Linked DNA regions of Homo sapiens: all the other regions are linked to region 2. Evidence: chromatin contacts called from ENCODE Hi-C or POLR2A ChIA-PET data. All regions are on one chromosome and are shown on one strand. Each heading gives the region's core, a stretch centred on a gene start or an enhancer-like site at or near the end of the contact. The rest is flanking DNA. Distances are from core to core; before and after follow the strand shown.

Region 1 (4,865 bases), core at 1,832-4,331, 2.0 Mb after region 2:
TGATTTTAACCCAGGTCTCTAAGTTTAAAGCCCCTGCTGTTTTCTATTATGTTACAGTGGGTCAAAAAGATCCCCCAAAAGGTAAATTTAGTTAATACATTTTAAATCTGCTTAACAGACCAAAGAGGCAAATGCACACGATGCTCCAAACCAGAACTTGAATACCCGAGTATATGATGCTTAATCTATTTTTCAATCTGTTGTGGCTGTAAACGTCAATGCTTCCAAGTCTCCATCATTTAGTTCTTCTCTACTCTTCCCACATCTGTACATTTATATTTAGATTTTTGGGAAGCCTAGTGGAAATTCCTATCTGTATAGAAATCAATGTTTGCATATGGAGAACCCGGCCACTGTAAGAGCAGTTTTATATACATTAGATTATTATTATAATAATTATTTTTATTTTTAAGAGATGGAGTCTCGCTCTCGCCCAGGCTGGAGTGCAGTGGTGCGATGTTGGCTCACTGCAACCTCCGCCTCCCAGGTTCAAGCAATTCTCCTGCCTCTGCCTCCCTGTAGCCTGTAGCTAGGACTACAGGTACACGCTGCCACGCCCGGTTTTTTTTTTTTTTTGGTATTTTAGTAGAGATGGGATTTCACCTTGTTGCCTGGGCTGGTTTTGAACTCCTGAGCTCAGGCAATCCGCCTGCCTCGGCCTCCCGAAGTGCTACGATTACAGGCGTGAGCCACCGCACCCAGCCAAAATTAGCTTATTATTTTTATAACTTGTTGCAAAATCCTCTTTTTAGGTTAGAGTTTCATTTAATCCTCTTTAAATTATATGTCCGCAACACCCAAATTTAAGATGCTTGTTTTTTGTTTCTTTGAGAGACACGGTCTCACTCTGTTGGCTAAGCTAGAATGCAGTGGCGCAATCATGGCTCACTGCAGCCTTGAACTCCTGAGCTCAAGCTAACCTTCCAAAGCACTAGGATTACAGGAGTATAAACCACTGTGCCTGACCCCATATTTAATACACTTTAAAAGTACATGGTCAAGTTCCTACTAGAAAAGGTGCAAGTGAATGAGAAAGGCAGTCTAATGCAGGGACCAGCTGTGTGATCTTGGGATGGCACTTAAACTCTCACTCCCAGTTTCCTTATCAGTAAAACAAGGATGATGAAAAGTACCTACAGCATAGTACTATTATGAGGATTACAACAAACAACAGGACGTAGATTCTTCAGATGTGCCAGGCCCTGTTCTGAGTGCTCAATAAATGCCAGCAATTATTACCAGAGAAACTGCAGATGTAACAGAAAAGAATACTCTTATGAAGACTAACAGCAATCTCAAAGTGTATTCCATAAGCCGATAACATCTTTTCTTTGGTCAATTGTTGACAAGGTCTTTTTCCCTTTACCAATTAAAATGTATTTATCTTGGATGACTGTTACGTGTGTTCACTTTGTAAAAATTTATCAAGCCATACAACACTTAAGATGTGTGAACTTTTCCGTAAATATTCTATTTTTCAGTAAAGTTTTAAAGAAACGCATTAGTTTGGGCCCAGAAAGATGCTGCTCTACATTCAAGCCCAGGAAATGTCAAATATATTCAGTGCTTCCTCCAAACACGATTAATCTCACAACAGCTTCTTTCTCCCCTTTTACCACCACACTATACACCAGAAATCATCCCACAAATCACGTAAGTTTTGAAAATAAAAACCACCTGCCACCTCATGCAAGGGCTGATTACATACTTATGTTCTATGCATAAAACGCCAAAACTAGGAAATTCAGAACGACAGTTAAATTTAAACAAAATAAAAGTTGCCAGAAACCCTTACTTAGTCACTTCAGGAAGCCACTGAACGGTAAGACTGGGCCACTGAAGAGCATGGGTCATAACCAGGTCATATAGAAACGGTGTATTCTTCTTCCAGATTTTATATTCTTCATTGATGACACGCTCCTCCACAGTATCTTCAAACACTGAAATTTGGAGAAAGCCCACACGATTAAGTGGCTGAGATAGATCAAAGTCAGAAATTGGAGGTCACCTCAAGATGGCCACACCTCATGTACTCTTTCCTTTTACCTCTAATTTGGACACGGACAACTAACTGCTCTTCCAGAAGGTGGAGAAAATACTAACAATCAGGAAGCCTATTTTTTCCATTGAGATCAATACCCCCTGCGTACACCATGTTGGGTAGTCAATTACACGGACATGGAAATTGTTTACCCTGTTACAGCTGTTCGCACCTGTTCTAAGATGACGACCTGTACGTACAGGGGCTGCGCGACCCAGTCGGGAAGACAAATGCACGTGTAGCAGAAGCCCACAGGCCTGGTCTCTCCAATCCCCATCAGGGGAGGCCCCAGCTCCCACGACGCCCGCCTCGGCAGCCATAGGCCTGAGGACCCCAGCAACCCCCGGACAAGGGCCGCGACCCCGAGGCGGTCAACGCGCGCGCGCGCGTAGAAAGAGCCGCGGCGCTCGCTTCCCAGCGGCGGGGGCCGCCTCCGCCCCGGGGCCGAGGGCGCCGGAGGGAGCGCAGCCGCTGGAGGAGGGAAGGGAAGAGGGGGGCCCAGCCCTCGGCCCCGCGCCCGGCTCCGGAAGTGCTCGGAGCCCTCGGCGCGGCGGTCCCGTCCCGCGCAGGCCCCTCGAGGCGCGCGCCCAGTCTCGCGCCCGGCCCCGCCCCCTGCTCCGCACGCCAATTCGCGCCTTTCGCCGGCGCGTGCCGCGGCCTCGCGCGCCCGCCGCCCCCCGCGGCCCCGGCGCGCGCCGCCCCGCAGGGCCTCTTACTCTCTTTACTCGCCATCTTGCGTCGGGTCGTTCGCCCCTCGCCGCCGCCTCGGACTCCTCTCGTTAGCCAAGAGCAGCCCGACCGCTGGCGCTCCTGCCTTTCCCAAGCGCGTCACACTCCCCACTGTCGAAAGCCCGGGCCCCGTCTTGCTGCCTGGGTGCTCCCCAGACGCCGCGTCCTTCTTTCCTGCCTCCTCCCCGCTCGCGGGTACCGAGGTCTGAGGCGCTCTTCTCTCTCTCTCCAAACTTGGAACGAGACTTTTCAACCCGCGCCTCCCAGCCCGCCCAGGCAGCTGAGCGCAGGCGCATCCGCCCTGGGAAAAGTGAGAGGAGGCGGAGAGGCGGGTCTGGGAGCCAACGGCTCCGGCGCCGAGACCAATGACGCGCGGCGGGCGGGTTTCACGCGGCGTTCGGAGGCGGGCTTCTGGGGGTGGGCGGAGCGTGCCGCGGCAGGAAGTTGGCGATGCGCAGGCGCGAGGGCTCGCCCGGCGCTCCCAGGGCCGGCCGCGGAGGCGGATGGGGCGCGCGGGGGCGGGGCGGATGAGGGCCCGAGGGGGCGGGGCGGATGGGGGCGCGCGAGGGCGGGGCTGATGGAGGCGCGGCTGGCCGGCTGAGTGGGGGCCGCGAGCCCCGGGGCGGCGAGCCTTGGGGCCCGCGGGGCGTGGTTGCTTGTAGCGGCAGCGGTGGTGGGGGTGAGAGGGGGGCAGGGAGGCTGCCGCCGCTTAGCCAAGCAAAATCTCAGAGCAAGAGGGGAAAATGGTTCCTGTTCTCGAGAGATTACTGTGCCTTCAAAGTCTCCCTGATAATCACGGACATGCAATTCTCTGCACCCCTGAAATGTTCTCCTCCAGCCGACTGGCCTTTCCTGGGGCCCGGTCGGGCCGAGGTGGGGCTGGTCTCAGACGGAGGAGAGCTTTTGGAGAGGCCGCGGGCGTTTTCTGCCTGCAAAAGCCGCCGGGCCGCCCTGTTAGGCTAAATGTGCAGCCTGTGGCGGCACAGGCCGCCGGCGGGCCGAAGCCGATTTACACTGTTACATTTTAATTTGTTCGATGTTTGGGTCCTTAAGATGATGGTTTGCGGCCTCTTCGCGCTTCAGGGGATTTTGTCCCTGCACTGGCGTTCCTTTCTCATCCCAGCCCCGGCCCCTGCTGAGTCATTTTTGTCACCTGCAGGGGTCCCAGCGCGACCCCACCCCAAGCTGGCGGAGCTGGAGAGAGCAGGGCTGAACTACCCTGGGCCTGCTTACCTGAGCCCTGCTCTGCTCAGGAACTTCATAGCCCCTGAGGAGTGTGTCGGGGGAGGAGAAAGCTGGCTGCAAGGCCAAAAGGGAAATAGAAGAAAATGAGGGCCAGGAGCAGAGGGGACGGAGTTGGGGGAGGCGACCAAGGTGCCTGCGTGCAAAGGGAACCGAAGTGTACGTCCAGCTCCGGGAGAGGCTCCTCTTGCAAAAGCACCCCCGGAACATTTGCTGCCTTGATACCTTTCCAAGTGCCTTCATGCTCAGATGCTATCTTGCAGATGCCGCTGTCATGCCCACTTTTCTGACCGGGACGCAAACCCAGACGTTAGTCAGTGGCAGAACCAGTCACATTCCCTTCTGTAGATATTTACTGTGTTGTTTCCGATACAATACCGTTCATTATTATAACGCCCTCCCCCCATTCTGGGTCAAGGAATCTTGTTAGTGCCTAAGGCTGAGGGGGTGGCTAGAGAGGGAAGAGAGTTGGAAGGGTGTTTAAGCAATACAGCCCTCATATTCTAGGACATTAGTTGGCAAGACTTTTTCTAAAAGGACCGAGATAGTAAATATTTTAGGCTTTGGGGGCAACTGCTCGACTCTGTCGCTTTGCAGCGCAAAGCAGCCATGGAAAATATGGATGCATTTGGCTGCGTTCCGATAAAACTACAGACACTAAAATCGTTTTCACGGGTCACAAAATCTTTTGATTTTTTTTTTCTATCACTTGAAAACGGAAAAACCATTCTCAGCTCGAGGGTCATACAAAAACATGTGGTGGGTTAGATTTAGTCGGAGGACTGTAGTTTGCCCACCTTGTTCTAGAATAATTGTACCTTATGGCTCTGCTTCAAAGAGAACCTCGTGTGCA
Region 2 (4,928 bases), core at 888-3,387:
AAGATCCTGGTGACAGTGTTAAAGGTGTGAGTGAGATCAGACTGGAAAAAGAGCTAACAATTAGAAGAAAATTATGAGTACTTAAATAAAAGGGAGAGATGACTCTGAAGGTAATTTGGCAGTCAACTGAAATGCATATACCCAGTAGTTTCATTTGTAGATATAAACCCAGAGACATAATCCCACATATGAATGAATACATTGCTCTAGAAGCTCACTGTGCTGATATTTGCAATATAAAAAAAGTAAAAACCTCAATGAACACCAATAGGGGAATGAGTATAGATGGACTATCAAACAAGAGTTAAAAGGAATGAATTAGATCTATCTATCTATATATGTGTGTGTGTGTGTGTGTATATATATATATAATCATGGTTAAATTTCAAAAATAAAATGAATTAAAAATTAAGTTGCAGACAAATGTACACTGCAGCATATTATTTATGTAAAACAAATAAAACAGCATTATATATGTTCTATTTACCTACAATGACTACAGTCCCTGAGTGCTTTCTCAAGAAATAGTGCCATGTACTATTTTTTTTTTTTTTCCTGAAGAAACAGTGCCAGGTACTGCTCTAAGCACTTTGGATTAACTCGTTTCTTCCTCACAACATCCTTATGACATAGGCACTGTTACTATCCCATTTTATAGATGGAGAAACTGAGGCAAGGAGTTTCAGGATCTTCTCAAAGGCTTGCAGATAAGAAGTGACAGAGCCAGGATTCAAACCCAGGCAGTATGATCCAAAATAAAAAAATGTAAAACTGTAAACATTTCATGCCAAATTCTGAATGCTGTTGATTCTGGACAAGGAAGTGTCCAGGATAGGTGAGTAGAGGTAGAAGGAGACTTTAGTTATATCTGAAATATCTTTTAAGGATGTAGTCAAACAACGTTTAAACAATGTGTTCATTTTTTCCCATAAAAAATGTAAATATATTTAAAAGTCTAGGACAAAAGATGCTAACATGCCATTCTGTCATGGATGACTACGGTTGATGGAAATATGGGGGACTATTCTTACAACTTGTTTGTAGTTTTCAGTATCTTTCAACTTTAAAAAAGGCAATATTGTATGCGCAACTATTTTCTTTCAATTGTTTTTAACTGACGAATAAAATTTGTTCCAGTCCCTTTAAATCTAAATCTTTCTCAACCTTGACACTATTGACATTTTGGGCTGGATAACTGTTGTGAATTTTCATGTACACTGGAGGATGTTTGGCAGCTTCCCTGGTCTCTATCCACTAGTAGCCAGTGAGCATCTCTTTTGCCCCCGGCCCCTAGCAGTGGTGACTAAAAATGTCTCCAGAGGTTGCCAAAGGTCCCCTGGGTGGTAAAACCGCCCCCCCCACACACACCCCCCCACCCCCCCGGCTGAACACAACTACCTTAATAAGCCGAAACACGCTTTTTTTAACTTTATATAATTATTTGAGATTAAAGATTTCAGAGATATTTTGCTCATTAAGCATCTCACACTCCAAGTTGGAAGGATACTGAAGGGATGAAAAAAACTTCAAGCGAATGTAGCACTTAAAATCCAATTATCATTGCAAGGAATGACAGACCCAGGTCTCGGGATGCCCGCTTCCTTCCCTCTCTCCCGCAATGCGGGGACAAGGGGAGGAAATCCAGCCCCATCGCCCCCTCTGCGAAGTCCTGGGAAGGGAAGACTCGCCAGCCCCATCCTACCTCAACGCAGCGGCAACATACCGGAGGCCCCACGTCGATACGGTATCCATCTGCTCCAAACCTCCCGCCAGCGCGCTGCATCCTGGGAGGCCGGGCGGAGGCTGCGTCGAACGCAGAGGAGGCGGAGCCTAGAAGCCAGCCAGGAGAGGTGGCCAAGGGAGGCTGAGGAGGCGGGGCCCTGGGGAGTGTTGTGAAAGCAGAGAGCCCGCGAGCTCTCTAGGGCGGAGCTCCGCGGGGGAAGCGCCGGCGATCTCGCGGCTGGCGGGGGCGGGACCGCAGTGCGGGGGATGTCGCGGGGCGAGGCCAGACGAGAATCGAATGGGACCTAGGCTGAGGGCCTGGTCCCGCCTCCAGACCCAGGCGTCCGCATTGGATTGGGCGGTGCGGCGGCGCTTCTGTCCGCCTTCCGGTGTCACGCGACCGCCTCCCCCTCCCACCCTTCTCTGTCTACCTCTGGGCGGGACTGCCGGGTGATGAGATACTCGGTCGGCGACGGTAGAACGGGCGACGGCGACAACCGCAATCACATCCACGACGGTGATCATGGCAGAGGTGAGGAGCCTATTGCACCGCCGCTGGCCCCCCGGACCCGGAAGCCGCCTCTGAGGCCCGGGGACCGAGCGCCCGTGTGCAGGTGGGCTGGGTTGAGGGTAAGCGGGTTGATGCAAGTAGTATCTAAGGTCCCATCGTGTCTCCCATCCAGAATCACGCCCAGAATAAAGCCAAGCTCATCTCTGAGACCCGGAGGAGGTTCGAAGCTGAGTATGTGACAGGTGGGTACTCTGTTCCAGGTATTAAGAAAGGTGTGCAGTGAGCATCCCCAACTTTGCTGGAGTGTTTGTGAGTGTATTTGTGGGAGGTGTTAGGGACCCTTTCGACCCTCACAGGAATGATGCTGGGCACGTCTCAAAGGTTTTCCTCTCCATGACAAGCCGTGTGCACTGCTTCAAATGGTCAAGTGGTGTGTCCCATGCTCCCTTTAAAGGGTTAATGTAAGTTGGAAATCGGTTAAGTTTTTAGCATGCCCTCGTGTTTATGGAACTTGCAGGATACTTGTTAGGCCCACAACACGGGTGACATTGTCCAGTCCACGGTTCCACTGCTGGCCTTTCACCAGCAACACTAGCGAAAATGTACCTGGAAACTGCCATAATACTATTGATGTGTACTTAATTGGGTATACAAATTCCTTGGATATTTTGTTTGATTTGGCTTTCATACAACCCAGCATGCTACCCACAAAATAGGCCCTCCAATGCTGGAACAAGTTCTTATCCCAAACTGTATCTTGCAAAGTACCTATGAGTCCAGAATTGATTTATTGGTTGAACATTCTGTGTCCAGATGTCACAGATACTTGAGTTGTCAGGTACTTAACTGAATATTTAATGCTTGTACAGTAATTTTGTAAAACATACGGAATAACTTATTGTAAATATGGAATTAAATAAGGATTTATATGTTGCCTACCTTAAGATTGATTGTAATCCTAACCCTGCCACTACATAGCTTACTTGTCTATTCTGAGCCCGTTTTCATATCTGTGAAGTGCAAATAATAAAGTTAGTAGGATTAAATTTTTTAAAAAAACATAAACCATCTAGCATGTCTTAAAATATAGTGGATTCTCAGTGAATATTTTGCCTCAGTTGTCATTTTGGTTACTGTGAAAGGAGTTAAGCTTCTACATCTTGACTAGTACTCAGCAGAGGTTCCCTGCAACTTTAAACCATCCTAGATTATACATCAGTTGATGACATAGAACAAATATGGAAATCGGTTTCAAATACTTGTCAGTAAATCTTTTCATACCTCCTTGCCAATTTTCTTCACACCCCAAACTTTGTTCCAGAGAGTTGCAAAAGCACTTGATTCACTTTTCACCCAGAGTTCCCATTTCTAATAATATAGCTGGTTCCAATAAAGAGATCCTTCTTCAATTGCTTTCTACAGAAATGTAACTATTATAGCTGTTAATACATGGTTTATAATATTTTAAGAAGTAACTCAGAATTCGACCTAATGAGCTAGTAACACCCCAATAGTCATTTATTTATGCCCAAGGGAGGAAGCAGAATACAGGCAGAAATTAGGCAATAAACAAGATCTTAAAGGTCATCTTGGGGCAACCTCCTCATTTTTAAAATGAAGAAAGTGAGGTCTAGAGAGATTAAGAGATTTGCTCAAAATCCCTGATGTTATTGGCTAGGCCAGGACTAGTGCTCATGTCTTCTGATTTTCACTACAGTAATCTTTTGGCAATACCATGATGTCAAGTTAGATCATGTCACTCTCCAGCTTGAAACCCTTCAGTGCCTTTCCAACTGCGTTTAGAATAAAATCCCAATTCTTTATGGTGGCCTGTAATTCAAGGCCATGTGTGATCTGGCTCTTGCCAGCCCCCACCCGCCATCCTCATCTGTTACTACTCTGCTTGCTTAGTGCAGATTTGACCACCGTTCAAAGTAAGATACGTGTTATATGTTGCAACCCAGGACAAACGTGCACACTCACATAACTGAAGCAAAATTTCATTAAAGAATACTTCTGAAAACATGTGACTCTCGATGTATTTTTTTCTATTTGACTTCCTTTTAAAAAATGAAATTACCCACAAACTTAACATCACAATTTAAAATGTGACCCCCAGTTGAAAAACCACGACTAGCCACACTGCCTTGTGTTCCTCAAACAGAATGGGGCTGTTTCAATTTCGGACTTTTCCACTTCTCTTTGCCTGGGAAGATTTTACCCAGGTATTGCGCATGGCTTGGTCCTTTTTTCTCTTCAGTGTTTAAATGTATCCGAGAGGCCTTCACTGATTATTAAATGTCTCCGTCTTGTTTATTTTCTCTGCTTTACAGCCCTTATCGTAATCTGTAATTATCTTGTTCATTGGTTTGTGTGTTTTTCATTTCCTCCAGTAGAGTGTACATGGGTTCCGTAGCAGCCTATAGACATTGAGAGTAGAGGCCTTGTGTGTCTTACTCACCTTTGTATGCCCAGCACAGTTCTCAATATATACTTACTGAATGAATATAGCAATACTTAAATATATACATAAGAAGATTGGTCCAATTTTAAAGATTTGCATGGAAAAAGAAAATAGAAGCCTTTGAAGACCTTCTTACCTTAAGGTTTCAGTTGTTTCCTGGAATATGACAACAAATAAAGGTAGAATTGGAAAGTGATAATAAAAGGGGTGTTTTGTTTGTTTAATTTGCCT
Region 3 (5,321 bases), core at 2,004-4,503, 2.0 Mb before region 2:
ATATTCTCTACCTTTGATAATTTACCTGCTTAAATGTTTTTATCTGCACTGCAAAGTACTGTATCCAAAGTAAAATTTCCTCATCCAATATCTTTCAAACTGTTTTGTTAACTAATGCCATATATTTGTAAGTATCTGCACACTTGATACAGCAACGTTAGATGGTTTTGATGGTAAACCCTAAAGGAGGACTCCAAGAGTGTGTATTTATTTATAGTTTTATCAGAGATGACAATTATTTGAATGCCAATTATATGGATTCCTTTCATTTTTTGCTGGAGGATGGGAGAAGAAACCAAAGTTTATAGACCTTCACATTGAGAAAGCTTCAGTTTTGAACTTCAGCTATCAGATTCAAAAACAACAGAAAGAACCAAGACATTCTTAAGATGCCTGTACTTTCAGCTGGGTATAAATTCATGAGTTCAAAGATTGAAACCTGACCAATTTGCTTTATTTCATGGAAGAAGTGATCTACAAAGGTGTTTGTGCCATTTGGAAAACAGCGTGCATGTGTTCAAGCCTTAGATTGGCGATGTCGTATTTTCCTCACGTGTGGCAATGCCAAAGGCTTTACTTTACCTGTGAGTACACACTATATGAATTATTTCCAACGTACATTTAATCAATAAGGGTCACAAATTCCCAAATCAATCTCTGGAATAAATAGAGAGGTAATTAAATTGCTGGAGCCAACTATTTCACAACTTCTGTAAGCTTTATTGTGTTTCATAGTTTCCGTTCTTCTTCTGTGAGAACAAGGATAATGGCATTAAAAAATCAGCTTTTGGTCATTATAAATTGTCTTCTATTAAAACACATATACACATAAAATCACTTGAAGACAATTTAAACATCTTCTGAAATGGATCAAGAGGAAGGGAAACTGAAAATAATGCAACTCAGAAACCACAGAGTATTTTGACATGAGGTTAAGCACCGTGGTTTGTTGTAGGAAAATAACAGCACACCAACAGATGGTTTTTATCTGAATTCTTTGGTAATCTTGACATGTCATTCTTCTAACTTTCTGAGGGCCCTCAGTGCAGTTTTGTAGGACTGGAGCTGTTCACAGACGGTCCCCACAAAGCTCTGAACGTGGGGCTTCTCTGCTGACTGGCCTCTGGTTGGCTCCACCCCGGAAGGAACTCCCAGATTCTCCATGAATTCCGCTTCCACCATCAAGCCTTGGTCCAAGCCCCTTTCAACCTTGACTTGGCCAGGAAGTGTCCTTTCTCTTCAGATAGATACTACACCTTAGCAAGACTTGGCATTTTTAGAATCCAAGCCAAGGGAGGCACTTGGCAAGGCAAATGTTATGGATGAGAAAAAGGCAAAACAAGTGTCTGCAGTTTGTAGAGGAGAGAGAGGATGAGTCTGATTGTAGCCCTGACCCTGAGTCAGGATCTCTCGGCCCCATTTGCAGGTCTACTTCCAGCTCCATCTGTCTGGACACTCTTTTAGGTCCAGATCATCTCTTACATGTGGCCAAGGAATATAGAGTATGCAAGGGGATGTAGCGACCTGAGAGTGTGAGTAACTTGTGCCCATCTCCAAGGAAGCTGTGATGGGGATAGCAAGGACACACACTCTTCTTATTTATAATGCCTTTCCCCCTCCCATGAGATATGCTTTTTATTTACTTCCTCCTTCTCATCCTAAGTCGGGTGAACAAGAGGACCAGGTTGCACATCCTACTACTTATTTATGGCCCAATTTTAACATGGGGGTGGAGTTGAGGTTGGAATTGTTCCTCCGCCTCTGCTGCACATGCTCAGTAAGCAAGAACACTGTTGATGGGAAAGGCTTAGTCACAGACAGTGGGAGCACATCCCTCCTTGGAGCTTTGGGTCGCTGTGCTCCAGAAACAGTTAGTTATAGCACACCCTGCTCCTGGCATCTACTGGAAGGTGAAGCCCTTGACCCTAAGAAACATTGGGAATGATTTGTACCCTCCAAAGTCCAATAGCTATGTCGGAGGGAAACGATCAAAGAACATGATTGAGGAGACTCAAACAGAGATGTGCTTCAGACAACACCAAGACAGAAAATTAATCCATTTTACCAAGTTAACAATGTACTGAAGGCGAACAAGAGACCAACCCACCTGCCAACCAACGCTATGAAGAAGGAGGGTTGATCAGTCTGGCTAACATGGTGAAACCCCATCTCTACTAAATATACAAAATTAGCTGGGCGTGGTGGCACACTCCTGTAATCCCAGCTACTCGGGAGGCTGAGGCAGGAGAATCGCTTGAACCTGGGAGGCAGAGGTTGCAGTGAGCTAGGATCAAGCCACTGCACTCCAGCCTGGGTGAGAGAGTGAGACTTGGTCTCCAAAAAAAAAAAAAAAAGAAGGAGGGTTAAAAAGAGAATAAGTCCCAAACTCATAAGATGGTGTGGAAAGGGCCCTGGTGACATAGGGGCCACCCATGCCAGTGAGAATGAAATCACAACAGGGCAGTTTCACACTGTTTCAGGTTTTTATTTTTTCTTCTTCTTCTTTCCCTCCTTTCTTCTTTTGCCTCCCCCTCCCTCTCGGTTTCCTTTTTGGCTCTAGACACCCACAGCAAGTGTCAAGCAATGTACAAGAATGAAAAGAAGACAGCCGTTGTTGCAGGTGGATGCTTCTGTTTGGAAGGTGTGGTTTTGTGTGCACTTTTGGTTGGAAACCTATGTCTCTCTCACACACATGTCCCCCACCTGCTTCAGTGAGCATGATCTTCTAAAATTGGCTCCATGGAATCTTCCCTAGGTGACACTGGCTGGACTCTGACACATTCAAATTCATTCTTTCTACTTATCTCAACTTTCAAGCACTAATTCAGTCTTTAAGATTCCCCTAATCTCAGGTTGTAATTCATTTCTAACATGTTTGTCATGACATCAGTGGTTGCATGTCTTCATATGTTTATCACTGCCCCCTCTTGGGAATTTATATTAATTAAACATTTTGGAAAAGCTCAGACTTAAAATGACTGAGAAGGTTCATGTTACAGTGTCTCACACTGAACACTCACTAAAAATAGTCTGGTAAAATCCAGAAGGAAATGGGAAGTCCTGGGGGCCTCATGGCAGTTTTCAGACTTCCCTAGAGCAAAGATGAGCCAGACAGCGGCTCCCACAAACAGAAAATGGCTCTCAATATTCTTCTGGCCAGTGGCAACTACTGAGGGTAAAACTAGACAGAGACGGCTAACTAGGAAGCCATATTGCTCTTGTATGACACATGGCTGCTTTACTTCTCACTGGCCAAGGCAAAACCATGAGGCATTGATTCCAGGGGATTTCATAACAGTGAATTGCATGAGTTGACTTGAGCAAAAGAAGTTTGTAGTAACATCTCCATGAACCATATCTGAGGCCCATTATCCAGGGGGACCACACTGCTGAGAAGATTGCTTGGGCTGTTTTGGGAGCCAGAACTAGGTTGTTGTCCTGCTATCACCCTGGGATGGTGGTTACATCCCTGCACCAGGTCCAGATGGAGGCCCACCAAACAGAACTTAGTAACAGGTGACATGCATTAAATAAAACAGTTTATAGCTCCCATCTCTCTTCTGGGCCTACTTTTCTCATGATTGATTTCTTTGCCTTTGGATTGAGGCATTGTAACTAAAATTCCCAGTTAATTTACAACGTTCCAAGGGTTGTTTCAACACATCACTCCTGTCCATTAACACATTGTGATGGATTAATTTGTGAGATGATCAACTCTCCAGAACAGGCCACCTAAGAAAACAGAACACAGGAAGCATGTTCTGAATGGAGAAGATGCATTTTAAAGTAATCCCAACTTTGGCTCCTGCTCATGAGGGCAGGCCCACAAAGGGAATGACAGGCAAGGAGGGAGTGAGGAGGATCTTAGGAAGAAGGGCTCAAGATGAAGTCACTGGTATCCCGACAATGTCATTCAGTAAGGGGTGGAGGGGAAGGAGGAAGGGAAGTCACATCTATTAAGCAGCAAATGCAAATTAAATGCTTCCTTTATTCCCTTGAATCTTCACATCACCTCTATGAGGCTAGTATTAGCAGCTCCATCTTAAAGATGATGGGTTAACTCAGAGATAAAGGTGAGATCAGAGAGGCAAAGTCAACTGCTCAATCTCTGGGACCCAGGAGTCCGCATCCCTGGAATACTTTTGAAGCAACTGGCTTGCAGAGCAGTTTGGGAAGCACCACATCTTCCTTTGTGACACCAGGGACTGTTATTACAGGGATCACTTTAGTAAGGAAAGCCCAGACCCCCAAGCTGTGCTCAATTTCCTTCCTTTTGTGTATAAACTTTGGTGCTCTCAACCTACTTCCCGGGAGTGGAGCTGCACTTAAACTCAAATTGCTTCCCGCTGGGCACTGTTTTTGGACAGGTATAATTTAACTATATAGGACTGGCATTTCTGTTTAGGGCCCAAAGGTGAAGACAATTTGAACAAGAACACTAGGGCAGAATTAGATAGACAGGGGCAGGTGGTTAATGGAATTGAAGTCTCGTAAGTCCTGATAGAGTTGCTGATTACATTTGTGGGTAAAAGGATGTCTTTACCGTAACTTCCATAACATCTTACTGATAGACGCTGTGGTTCTACTTATGTGGCGCCAAGCGCCACCTAGTGGGGTGGGAAATCCCTCCTGGATGCTGATGTTCTGCTTCTGAGACCCTTAGACGGGCTTCCAAAGGGGGATGTGGGAAGAAAATGTAAGAACAGATATAGTCATGTTTTTAAAAGTATGTCTGTGGCTATTTTTATCATATACCCAGTGTATTAATACAGAAATATGTAGGGCTGTGTGTTGAATGTTTACTGATGGGAGGGCAGTTTACAAAGAAGTTGAAGGCCACAGACTATTGAATATTTGTTTCTATCATTTATTTCCATTGTTTTTGCTTTAAGTCTCAAAATGGGGCCAGTCATGAATTTCCTTTTGCCCATGCAGATGTAGATGTATAGCCTTGAGTTAACTGGGTGACCGATCCTCTTTTTCCTACATTTCCATTTTTTATAGACTGTGGCCCCCATTTTAAAACTGTATTTGAGTATCAGTAATCTTTCTTGCACATTCTAGCTGAACATTCTCTCTCTCTCATATTTCCGAGCAATCCAACCACTAACCATTCCCTTCTGTCACCACCCCCCGCCCTATAAATAGCATTTTGAAGCATGCAGTAACTTGCCAGTTTGAGGATTTAGGTCTTTTTCATCCTGCTTGCCTACTTGACTGTCAGTTCATGAAGACAGTTGGTGAACAGGCATGATGCTTGGGTGTTTCACGCCCGTTAATTAAGTCAAAGATGATGGGGCGCTTACTTGCTAAGATATATA
Region 4 (5,055 bases), core at 949-3,448, 1.9 Mb after region 2:
GCAGTGAGCCGAGATTGGCCACTGCACTCCAGCTTGGGCAACAAGAGCAAAACTCTGTCTCAAAAAAAAAAAAAAAAAAAAAGATATGCATTTAATTCAATTAAATATTTTTCATTTCTCTGAAGGCTTGGGGTTAATGGCATAGTTCTTTTCTTTTCTTTTTATTTTTTGAGACGGAGTCTCGCTCTTGTTGCCCAGGCTAGAGTGCAATGGCGTGATCCCGGCTTACTGCAACCTCCGCCTCCCGGGTTCAAGCGATTCTCCTGCCTCAGCCTCCCTAGTAGCTGGGATTGCAGGCACGTGTCACCACGCCTGGCTAATTCTATTTTTAGCACAGACCGGGTTTCACCACGTTGGTCAGGCTGGTCTTGAACTTCTGACCTCAGGTGATCCGCCCGCCTCGGCCTCCCAAAGTGCCGGGGTTACAGGCGTGAGCCACCGTGGCCGGCCTCTTTCCTTAATAAAGATAACTTTATTGATTTTTTTCATTCCATACATACTTAAACAATATAGAAAATCATGAAATTTGAAACCAGCCTGGGCAACATAATGCCCCATCTCTAAAAAAAAATTTTTTTTTGAGGAATAACTTACTTTTGTGTGTGTGTGTGTGATGGAGTTTCTCCTCACCCAGGCTGGAGTGTTCAATGGCACGATCTTGGCTCACTGCAACCTCTGCTGCCCGGGTTCAAGCGATTCTCCTGTCTCAGATCCCAAATAGCTGGAATTACAGAAGCCCACCACCGGCTGGGGGCGGTTGCTCACACCTGTAATCCCAGCACTTTGGGAGGCCGAGGAGGGCAGATCAGGGGGTCAGAAGTTCAAGACCAGCCTGGCCAACATGGTGAAACCCCTCTCTCTACTAAAAATACAAAAATTAGCCCAGCGTGGTGGCACGTGCCTGCAATCCCAGCTACTCGGGAGGCTGAGGCAGGAGAATTGCTTGAACCTGGGAGGCGGAGGTTGCAGTGAGCTGAGATCGTGCCACTGCACTCCAGCTTTGGGTGACAGCAAGACTCCGTCTTGGGAAAACAAAAACAAAGAAAAAAGAAAAGCCCACCACCACCACCATGCCCGGCTAATTTTTGTATTTTTAGTAGAGACGGAGTTTCACTGTGTTGGCCAGGCTGGTCTGGAACTCCTGACCTTGTGATCCACCCGCCTCGGTCCCCCAAGGTGTTGGCATTACAGGCGTGAGCCACCGCGCCCGGCCTCATAATGAATTATTTAAGACAATATATCAGGATTTCATGATGGTCTGTGCCTTTCAGAAGCTCGGCCATTGGAGATCTGGTTCCATCAGATGGAAATAGGGAATATTCCTGAGGAAATCTCCCCTCTCCCCCCCAACATCATATCAATAAAAAAAAAAATTCGGTTCAGCAAACCGAGTTTGTTGAAAAAATTTAGGTAATGAAACGAGTAAATGGGGTGGGAGAAAGCAGGATACATTCAACATGAATGAAGTGCCAAGTAAGTGTGCAGAAGCCGGGGCGGTTCAACCAAGGTGAATAGAATGCGGCACCTATCCCGCGGGAGCTCGGGACAAGTAAACCGTGGTAACAACTCTGGTGGAGGGGCAGGGCTCGGGGCAGGTGCCCGAGCACGAAACTTCAAATTCTAAGAGCCAATACACCTTCCGTCTTGAAAGTCGTGAAGTATTTTCCCTTATCCCCAAATCATTCGCGCCCAATTCCTAAGAACGGCAACAAAAACAAAAACACAAGAATGTGTCGCCGATCGTGCTCCTTCTCAAACACGGGGATATTTCTAAACTTTCCGCGAAAGATCATAACGAGTACCTTCCTATAGCCAGACATCGCCCCCAGAAACCGCAAGTCCCACTAGGATGCACACGAAGCACACTGGGTGCAGCACTCTCCCCTTTTCAGAACGCCGCCTTATGTCCCAATCCCGATCCGAGCCTGCGAGCTGTGGCCGCACGCCCTGCTGGGACTTGTAGTCCACTCCCGAGTCCCATTCCCGATCCGCGCAGACTCACACGGCCTCTATCTGCCCTTCGGTCTTGCTGAAGCCCAGCCCAGTATTCAATGCTCCCCATCCCCATCTCGCTCCGTCCCCTCGGGGGCCAACCTCCTCCGGTCACGTGGGAAGTCTCACATGCGGCGATTGGTCGTGGGGGCTCGGGGGCGGGGCGAAAGGCCCTGCGAGATTCTGTGCCCCTTGTCGGGCCGCTTGTTTGGCTGCTGCCGTCACCTCATGGCGACGCGGGTAGAGGAGGCAGCGCGGGGAAGAGGCGGCGGCGCCGAAGAGGCGACTGAGGCCGGACGGGGCGGACGGCGACGCAGCCCGCGGCAGAAGGTCAGTCAGGGGGACGCCCTCGTTGTTGTCGGGCCCGGGGGATGTTTGGGCTCCCTTTTTCAGGGTCCACCTCTTCTCTCTCCCTGGTTACCTATAGCCACGGGACGAACATCCGGTCTTCTTCCCTCCCGGGGGTGACGACAGTGGGAGCAGGTGGGGGGGGGTGGGACCGCGATGGATGGGGTGGGAAGGGACGACGGTTGGGGTTTGGCGGCGCGCGGCGGGGAAGCCGGGAGGGAGGGCAGGGGGCGCACGCGGTTCTAAGGGAGAAGGGGTGCGAGGCGGGGGTGCGCCAGGTGTGACAGCCACGTGCGGCCAGCACCGCGGGGATCCGGGCGCCAGGCGTTCCTTCTCCCAGTCACCGCCGTCACCGTGCTCCCGGCGCTGAGCGCCGCCGTCCGGGGGCTCGCTGGGGTCGTGGGCTCGCCCTCCTGGCGTCGGGCAGGTGCGCAGGGCGCGCTGCGGGGTGCCCCCGGGCTGCTCAGGCTAGGCTGTTGCGCAGTAAGATAACCGCGCGGGAGCCGGGGTGTGCTTGGCCCCCCTTCCCCCGCCCCCCTGCGCTCCCCGCCACTGCGCGGGCGGGCAGGCGAGCGGGTGAGTGTCGCAGGGCCGGTGCGAGCGGGACGCTCGGCCCCCGGGACCTAGACCCCGGGGCTCCGAGGGCTTGGCTGCACGTGGGGCCGGGGATGGATGGGGAGGCGATGCTGGAGGACCTCGGTCCTGCAGAGTTGGGATATCGCATGATAGCTGGTCCTCCCAGTCCTATTTACCACCCTCCTCTTTTTTCCCCTCTTTTTTTTCTTTCATTTATTATTTTTTTAATTTGATGAGTGGAAACTTGAATGCCTTCCCGACCCTGGCCTTGGGTCTTTCTTAATCTGGGAAACAGGCCGGACTGTTCCCCTTGCCTTACTTGACTCACGTCAAGGAGTTTTCAGTCCCTCCCTAGATACAGGAAAATTGAGACCTCTTTCAGAACGGGACAATTCCACTTGTTCTGGAGCTCAGTGGGTGGAGTTTGAAAAAGATTGCACAACGAACGGGGTACAGGGTTTTCGGGGCCCTGGAATGGATAATTGCGGGGACTGAGACTGGGAAGGTGGGAACCCCATCTCTTTTTTTCCTTGCAGGTGAACATACTGAAACGTTCGACTTGTTGGATATCTTGCTTGATCACCGAGGGCTATTTAATATTACTTAATTATGTATTTGAACACTCTTAACTCCTGTATGAAATTACGAAATAATATTTTTCTAATGCAATTCATAAACTTCAAATGGGAGAACAAAGGTCCAGTTTACGTCTGAGCAGAGTGTTAAGAATTAGCTTTTTGGGGCCTGTTTCTAAGGTCAGGTATTTTCATGTTTCTGCATGACAGTGTTACTACTTCTCAATTACCTCTCTTTCTTTCTCTCCCTCTCTTTGTATTCTAAAAGAAAGATCCAGTGCTTGCAGGACTGAAAAAGAAGCTGTGGACCAATGTCCTGTAAGGGATTCAACACCATCACTTTGGACACTTCACTTATTCCCTAAGGGTGGAGTGCCAATCTCAGTGTTTGATTTCGTAGGTTCCCCAGGGGAGGAGGACTCTGATAAAAAGCCACTGCAATTGAGGATATAAGTTCCCTTTTATGACACTGGGATAAGGACAAAAAGTCGTTGAATTAGGAACTGAGGTTTAATCAACTAGCATTTAAAATAACCAAGATAGGAGGTAATGACCCTTTGAGGTGCAGAGCTCTGGTTAACAGCTGGATAGGAATAGTCATGTGTGTGTCTACTCATTTTTGTTTATGTACCTCATACTCCATTCTTCTTTGCTTATGCTCTTCTGAGCATCTTTTTCTTTTTGATTTCTAACTGACAGTGACGGCATTCAAATACATGGTAAAATATTAATCTTTGAATTTTCATTTAACAAATTGGGTGAATTATCTTGTGTTTGCAAGAATCATTTTTAAGCCAGCTATGGTGGCATGCACCTGTAGTACCACCTAGTCAGGAGACTGAAGCAGGAGGCTAGCCTGGGCCGCAGAGTGAGACCCTGTCTCTTAAAAAAACAAACAAACTTGTTGTGTTTTTTTTTTTTTTTTTTGAGTCAGAGTCTTGCTCTGTTACCCAGGCTGCAGTGCAGTGATGCAATCTTGGCTCACTGCATCTTCCACCTCGTGGGTTCCAGCGATTCTCGTGCCTCAGCCTCCTGAGTAGCTGGGATTACAGATGTGTGCTACCACGCCCAGCTAATTTTTATATTTTTAGTAGAAACAGGGTTTCACCATGTTGGCCAGGCTGGTCTTGAACTCCTGGCCTCAGGTAAGCCACCCACCTTGGCCTTCCAAAGTGGCGGGATTACAGGCATGAGCCACTGCAACTGGCCAAAAATTTTTTTAAAAATCATTTTTACATTACTTCATTGTGTCCCTTAATTTTAAAATTTCTTTTGGGTCACTGACTTGAAAAAATATTTCTTAATTCCAGCTTAACTTCTATCCTTTTTTTCAGGAAGCAGAAATGTTTAATGAATTGAGTTTTTTGAAAATATTGAAAGAATTAAAAGAAAAGTGAGTGTTTTGTCATTATCTAGTTACATTATGGGACCTGAAGTGAGGAACAATTGGAGATGGGCTTTTTTGGTTCCTGGTTGCTTTAACCATCTGCCTAGTCACTCGCGACCTGCTCAGTTAATTGTGGCATTGTTTCATAACTACAACCATTTGAATGGTCTCTTGAGG
Region 5 (4,727 bases), core at 2,008-4,507, 1.8 Mb after region 2:
CCTCCTGAGTAGCTGAGACGACAGGTGCAAGCCACTACACCCAGCTCATTTTTTATTTTTTGTATAGACAGGGTCTCGTTATGTTGCCCAGGCTGGTCTCAAACTTCTAGACTCAAGCAATCCTCCCACCTCGGCCTCACAAAGTGCTGGGATTACAGGCATGAGCCACTGTGCCCAGCCTAATCTCTTATTTTTAAGAATTCTACCTTTCAGAAGAGTTGTAAAACTGTCTATCCCTTGGTGACCACAGTGTTCACCACGATTTTGAGTGTACCTTAAGATAAAGCAGAGTAAGGCTGAAAGGGCTGGGCCCTATCTCTGCTGTGGGAAGGACCAGCACTATACTTCTTTTGCAAGTGAGGGAACTTGAGGGGCAAAAGGATGAGTAAAACGTCAAGTTTAGGCCGGGTGCGGTGGCTCACTCCTGTAATCCCAGCACTTTGGGAGGCCAAGGTGGGTGGATCACCTGAGATCAGGAGTTCGAGACCAGCCTGGCCAACATGGTGAAACCCCGTCTCTACTAAAAATACAAAATTAGCCAGGTGTGGTGGCAGGTGCCTGTAATTCCAGCTATTTGGGAGGCTGAGGCAGGAGAATTGCTTGAACCCAGGAGGCAGAGGATACAGTGAGTCGAGATTGTGCCACTGCACTTCAGCCTGGGCAAGACAGAGTGAGACTCCGTCTAAAAAAAAAAAAAAAGTCAAGTTTATTCACCTACTAGATGGTGGAATTAGAAGCCCATCCTAGGCTTCTCACTCAAATTCCAGGCTCTGTTCAATCATACTTGAAGCAAATATCCTATTCCCGAAAGTCTCAACCACTTTCAGGTTCTCATTGACTTAATAAAGCCTAGAAAGGCATTGATCCTAAGACATCTCCTGACTTCAAAGCTGAATCAATACTTGGACTCTAAAAACAGGCTGGAATGTCATCAATGCCACTGAACTGTACACTAAAAAAAATTTATTTTTACTTCAATTTAAAATATTAATAGTGTAATACACCAAAAATATATACCATTGAATTGTACACTTTAAACAGGTGAATTGTTTAAATCTCAGCTGTTTGGGGGAAAGAAAAAAACAGGTTGGGCTTGATAACCTAAAATCCTGGACCTGAATAAAATATAAATATAAGTCAGGCTGGAAAACTGGACAGCAGGGAAATCAGAGTTGTAATCAATTCCTCATGTATTCCCTCAGGTCACCGGAACTGTCCTCCTCTTCTCAAAATAGTTGGGGAGCAAGGAATCATGGATGTCCTTCCACAATTAATGACTGAAGACTGTGCTTGGGAAATGTGTCCATGAACTCCCTGCTCTGAAGGGGTAGTTATGCACATCACTAGTTTTTTGTTAGTTTTACATGTTATTGTGGGAAAAGTTAAAAATATAAAAAAGACAAATGTTTAACTACCCAGCTTCAACCCATGGCCAGGCTTGTTTCATCTATATCCCCCCCCATTCCCCCCACCCCCATCCTGTATTAATTTGAAGCAAATTCCAGACGTGGCATCATTTCTTTTTTTCTTTTTCTTTTTTTTTTTTTTGAGACGGAGTTTTGCTCTTGTCATCCAGGCTGGAGGGCAATGGCAGGATCTCAGCTCACTGCAACCTCCGCCTCCTGAGTTCAAGTGATTCTCCTGCCTCGGCCTCTCGAGTAGCTGGGATTACAGGCGCCCGCCAGCACACCCAGCTAATTTTTTGTATTTTTAGTACAAACGGGGTTTCACCATGTTGGTCAGGCTAGTCTCAAACTCCTAACCTCAGGTGATCCACCCATCTCGGTCTCCCAAAGCGCTGGGATTACAGGCGTGAGCCACTGCGCCTGGCCCAGATATGGTATCATTTCTTTGGTAAAATCTCAATATGTGCGGTGGATAAACAGATGGATAAACAAAACGTGGTGTATACATACAAGGGAATACTATTCACTCTTAAAAAGAAATTGACACAGCCTTGAGGACATTATACTAAGTGAAAGAAGCCAGTTACAGACAAATACTGAATGATTCCACTTATATTAAGGTATCTAGTCAGATCCATAGAGACAAGAAGTAGAATGGGGGGAGGAGGGGGATGACAAGGACAGGAATGGGGAGTTGTTTCATAGGTAGTTTCAGTTTTGCAAGATGAAGTTCTATTTTTCTTTTTTCTTTTTTTTTTTTTTTTGAGAATGGACTCTGCAACCTCTGCCTCCCGAGTTCACGCCATTCTCCTGCCTCAGCCTCCCTAGTAGCTGGGACTACAGGCGCCCGCCACCACGCCCGGCTAATTTTTTTCTATTTTCAGTAGAGACGGGGTTTCACCGTGTTAGCCAGGATGGTCTCGAACTCCTGACCTTGTGATCCTCCCGCCTCGGCCTTCCAAAGTGCTGGGATTACAGGCGTGAGCCACCGCACTCGGACTATTTTTCATTCTTTTAATTGCAAGATGAAGAGTTCTGAAGATTGATTGCTCAACAATGTAAATGTACTTAACAGTACTGAATTGTACACTTAGAAACGGTTAAGATGGTAAATCATATTAAGATGGTAAATTTTGTGTATTTTACCACAATTAAAATTTTGTAATTTCACAATTCCTTAATTTTATCAACTACCCAGTGTCCAAATTTCCAGTTCTTATAATAAGTATCATACTATTTTTTTCAATGTGTTTGCTGAATTAGGATCCTAATAAAATGCACAAGGGGCCATGTGTTACATCTCTTAAGTCTTTTTTAATCTATAGGTTCCCCACCACACTCCTCTCTTCCTTGCAATTTATTTGAAGAAACAAGGTTGTCTGTCCTGTGGCTTCTCATAGTCTAGATTCTGCTGACAGCATCCCATTGTGTTGTTTAACACCTTATTCTGTCCTCTTATTCCCTGTTGGGCTTGGCGGCTTTGGGTTAGTTTTGAATTGGGCTCAGGAGGAGGCTAAAGACATCCAATTCTGCGGGAACGCAGCCCTGCGGGACCTGAAAAGGCGAGACTAAGTCACCAGCCAAGCTGCCTAGAGGCAATCTTAAAATGGGACTGGCTAGGACTGTGACAAAGACACCGTCCACATGCCTACTAGGTCAGTCACCTACAAAGCTGGCGAATGAGGAAAAGAGGGAAGGCAGGGCTACGCTGGGAAAGCTCTTTGTCCCCTATCCACGCGCACAAAACAGTTGTCACAACTGACGTCACCAGGGGCGGAGCCTTTGGACGGAAGTGACGCTTGCGCGGCCGCGGCGGAGTCGTCATAGAGGCGGGGCTGCGGCGGCTGCGGTGTTCCTCCGACTTCCGGACATCTCCCTGGGAGTCGCGCAGAGTGGAGTCAAAGGCAACCAGTGCTCGCTGCGGTCTCTGGGGATCGGGACCGCGGCGGCGGCCCGCGAGCGGGATGTTCCGGGGCTTGAGCAGTTGGTTGGGCTTGCAGCAGCCGGTGGCAGGCGGTGGGCAGCCCAATGGAGATGCTCCACCCGAGCAGCCGTCCGAGACGGTGGCTGAGTCTGCGGAGGAGGAGCTGCAGCAAGCGGGAGACCAGGAGCTCCTCCACCAGGCCAAAGACTTCGGCAGTGAGTCTACCCTGGCTCTGGGACCGGGAAGGGGGGGGCGCATTCCTCCTCTGGGACGGCCCTGGGGCGCGGGCCCGACTGGCTGGGGGATGAGGGGGCCGAGGTGGGAGGCAGGGGAGGAAGATGTGTCTGTCGGTCAGTCCTCTCCGGGTCGGGAGAGATTGGTGAGGATCTGGACGAGGCCAGAGCTTCATCTAGCAGTCAGGTCCTGTCCCTGAAGTTCCTGGTGACAAGTCTACAAAGTTTGCAGACATTGGAATCAGGTATGCAGTCAAGCAGTGTGACCCGACGTCTTCAGGTTTGACAAGGAATCTTTTTTGTTCAACTCGAAAACCTTCATTTACACCCCCCAGATCGGGGATAGTTGGCGAGCTTGAATTGGTTGAAAAAATAATTTTTTGCCCCTAGGTCAGAACGTGTTGTCTGAAGTAAACTGACAGTTACTGAATGTCAATGTCTGCCCCGGTCAAATGCTTTTTAGGTACAGAGACCTTTTTCCTTAAGGAGGGAGAGAAAATGCCAACTGTCTGCTATACGCAAGTTGCAGTACTAGATGTTTTATGAAAGATATCCCATTTCATCTGTTAAACACCCCCAGTGAGTTGGGGGAACAAGCCCAGAGTTATTGGGCCAAAGTTATACTGATAGTGAGTGGTAGAAGTGGAATTTGAGCTTCGATCTTTCTCATTTTAAAGCCCGTGCTCTTTCCAAGTTTACAGTCTACAGGGGTTGGGGGACAGGTGATAATAGACGTGGAGTAAACACATGCTGTAGTAATTCTCATTTCTGGAGAGACCATGGTGGGCTTCAGTGATCACAGAAAGCATCTTTGAGGCCGGATATGGTGGCTCAGGCCTGTAATCCCAGCACTTTGAGAGGCTGAGGTGGGCGGATCATGAGGTCAGCAGTTCGAGACCAGCCTGGCCAACACGATGTAACCCCGTCTCTACTAAAAATACAAAAAATAGCCGGGCGTGGTGGCGGGCACCTGTAATCCCAGCTACTCAGGAGGCTGAGGCAGGAGAATCGCTTGAACTGGGGAGGTGGAAGTTGCAGTGAGCTGAGATCGCACCACTGCACTCCAGCCTGGGTGACAGAGCAAGACTCCATCTCAAAAAAACAAAACAAAACAAAACAAAAAAGCATCTTTGAGGAGGTGAGCCCTAAAGCAGCCCAGCACTA

Evidence for each region. Hi-C counts contacts between places; a loop is a spot of excess contacts on that map. ChIA-PET counts read pairs that join two places held with the same protein, here RNA polymerase II (POLR2A). Pooled maps may share reads with other maps.
Region 1: a loop to region 2 is called in a map of CD8-positive, alpha-beta T cell, with 23 times the contacts of the local background. The contact joins the promoter of RBBP7 here to the promoter of MOSPD2 in region 2. A Hi-C loop is called at or near these places in 4 of 168 maps with a recorded cell type or tissue (CD4-positive, alpha-beta T cell, CD8-positive, alpha-beta T cell and naive thymus-derived CD4-positive, alpha-beta T cell) and 10 of 50 pooled maps.
Region 3: a pooled map shows a loop between it and region 2 (5-fold over the local background). The contact joins the enhancer-like site here to the promoter of MOSPD2 in region 2. A Hi-C loop is called at or near these places in 2 of 50 pooled maps.
Region 4: a map of CD8-positive, alpha-beta T cell shows a loop between it and region 2 (7-fold over the local background). The contact joins the promoter of TXLNG here to the promoter of MOSPD2 in region 2. A Hi-C loop is called at or near these places in 2 of 168 maps with a recorded cell type or tissue (CD8-positive, alpha-beta T cell and naive thymus-derived CD4-positive, alpha-beta T cell) and 7 of 50 pooled maps. POLR2A ChIA-PET finds 5 or more read pairs at or near these places in 1 of 52 experiments (activated CD4-positive, alpha-beta T cell).
Region 5: a loop to region 2 is called in a map of HepG2, with 18 times the contacts of the local background. The contact joins the promoter of SYAP1 here to the promoter of MOSPD2 in region 2. A Hi-C loop is called at or near these places in 3 of 168 maps with a recorded cell type or tissue (CD4-positive, alpha-beta memory T cell, HepG2 and naive thymus-derived CD4-positive, alpha-beta T cell) and 9 of 50 pooled maps.

Annotation. Positions count from the first base shown.
Region 1 is chrX:16,867,281-16,872,145 of GRCh38, forward strand. It overlaps RBBP7 (RB binding protein 7, chromatin remodeling factor), which reads right to left and starts at 3,082. Exons shown (of 12, transcript NM_002893.4): 1 at 2,758-3,082; 2 at 1,796-1,940. The coding sequence starts at 2,773. RefSeq lists enhancers at 1,999-2,088, 3,098-3,776 and silencers at 2,309-2,648, 2,669-2,718, 3,049-3,358.
Region 2 is chrX:14,871,284-14,876,211 of GRCh38, forward strand. MOSPD2 (motile sperm domain containing 2) reads left to right here and starts at 2,138. Exons shown (of 15, transcript NM_152581.4): 1 at 2,138-2,254; 2 at 2,406-2,475. The coding sequence starts at 2,246. It overlaps FANCB (FA complementation group B), which reads right to left and starts at 1,786. Exons shown (of 10, transcript NM_001018113.3): 1 at 1,703-1,786. RefSeq lists a silencer at 1,876-2,105.
Region 3 is chrX:12,889,663-12,894,983 of GRCh38, forward strand. It overlaps TLR7 (toll like receptor 7), which reads left to right. Exons shown (of 3, transcript NM_016562.4): 3 at 1-699. Among named protein-coding and RNA genes, the nearest start is that of TLR8, 14 kb to the right of the region's middle. Within about 2 kb of position 3,254, at least 3 of the 41 ENCODE cell types and tissues checked have a DNase peak (open chromatin) inside an H3K27ac peak, as active enhancers do.
Region 4 is chrX:16,784,268-16,789,322 of GRCh38, forward strand. TXLNG (taxilin gamma) reads left to right here and starts at 2,199. Exons shown (of 10, transcript NM_018360.3): 1 at 2,199-2,322. The coding sequence starts at 2,221. It overlaps LOC124905250 (a long non-coding RNA gene), which reads right to left and starts at 1,999. Exons shown (of 2, transcript XR_007068398.1): 1 at 1,803-1,999; 2 at 1,393-1,696. RefSeq lists enhancers at 1,595-1,794, 1,766-2,498, 4,541-5,041 and a silencer at 2,545-2,984.
Region 5 is chrX:16,716,355-16,721,081 of GRCh38, forward strand. SYAP1 (synapse associated protein 1) reads left to right here and starts at 3,258. Exons shown (of 9, transcript NM_032796.4): 1 at 3,258-3,545. The coding sequence starts at 3,371. RefSeq lists an enhancer at 3,068-3,127.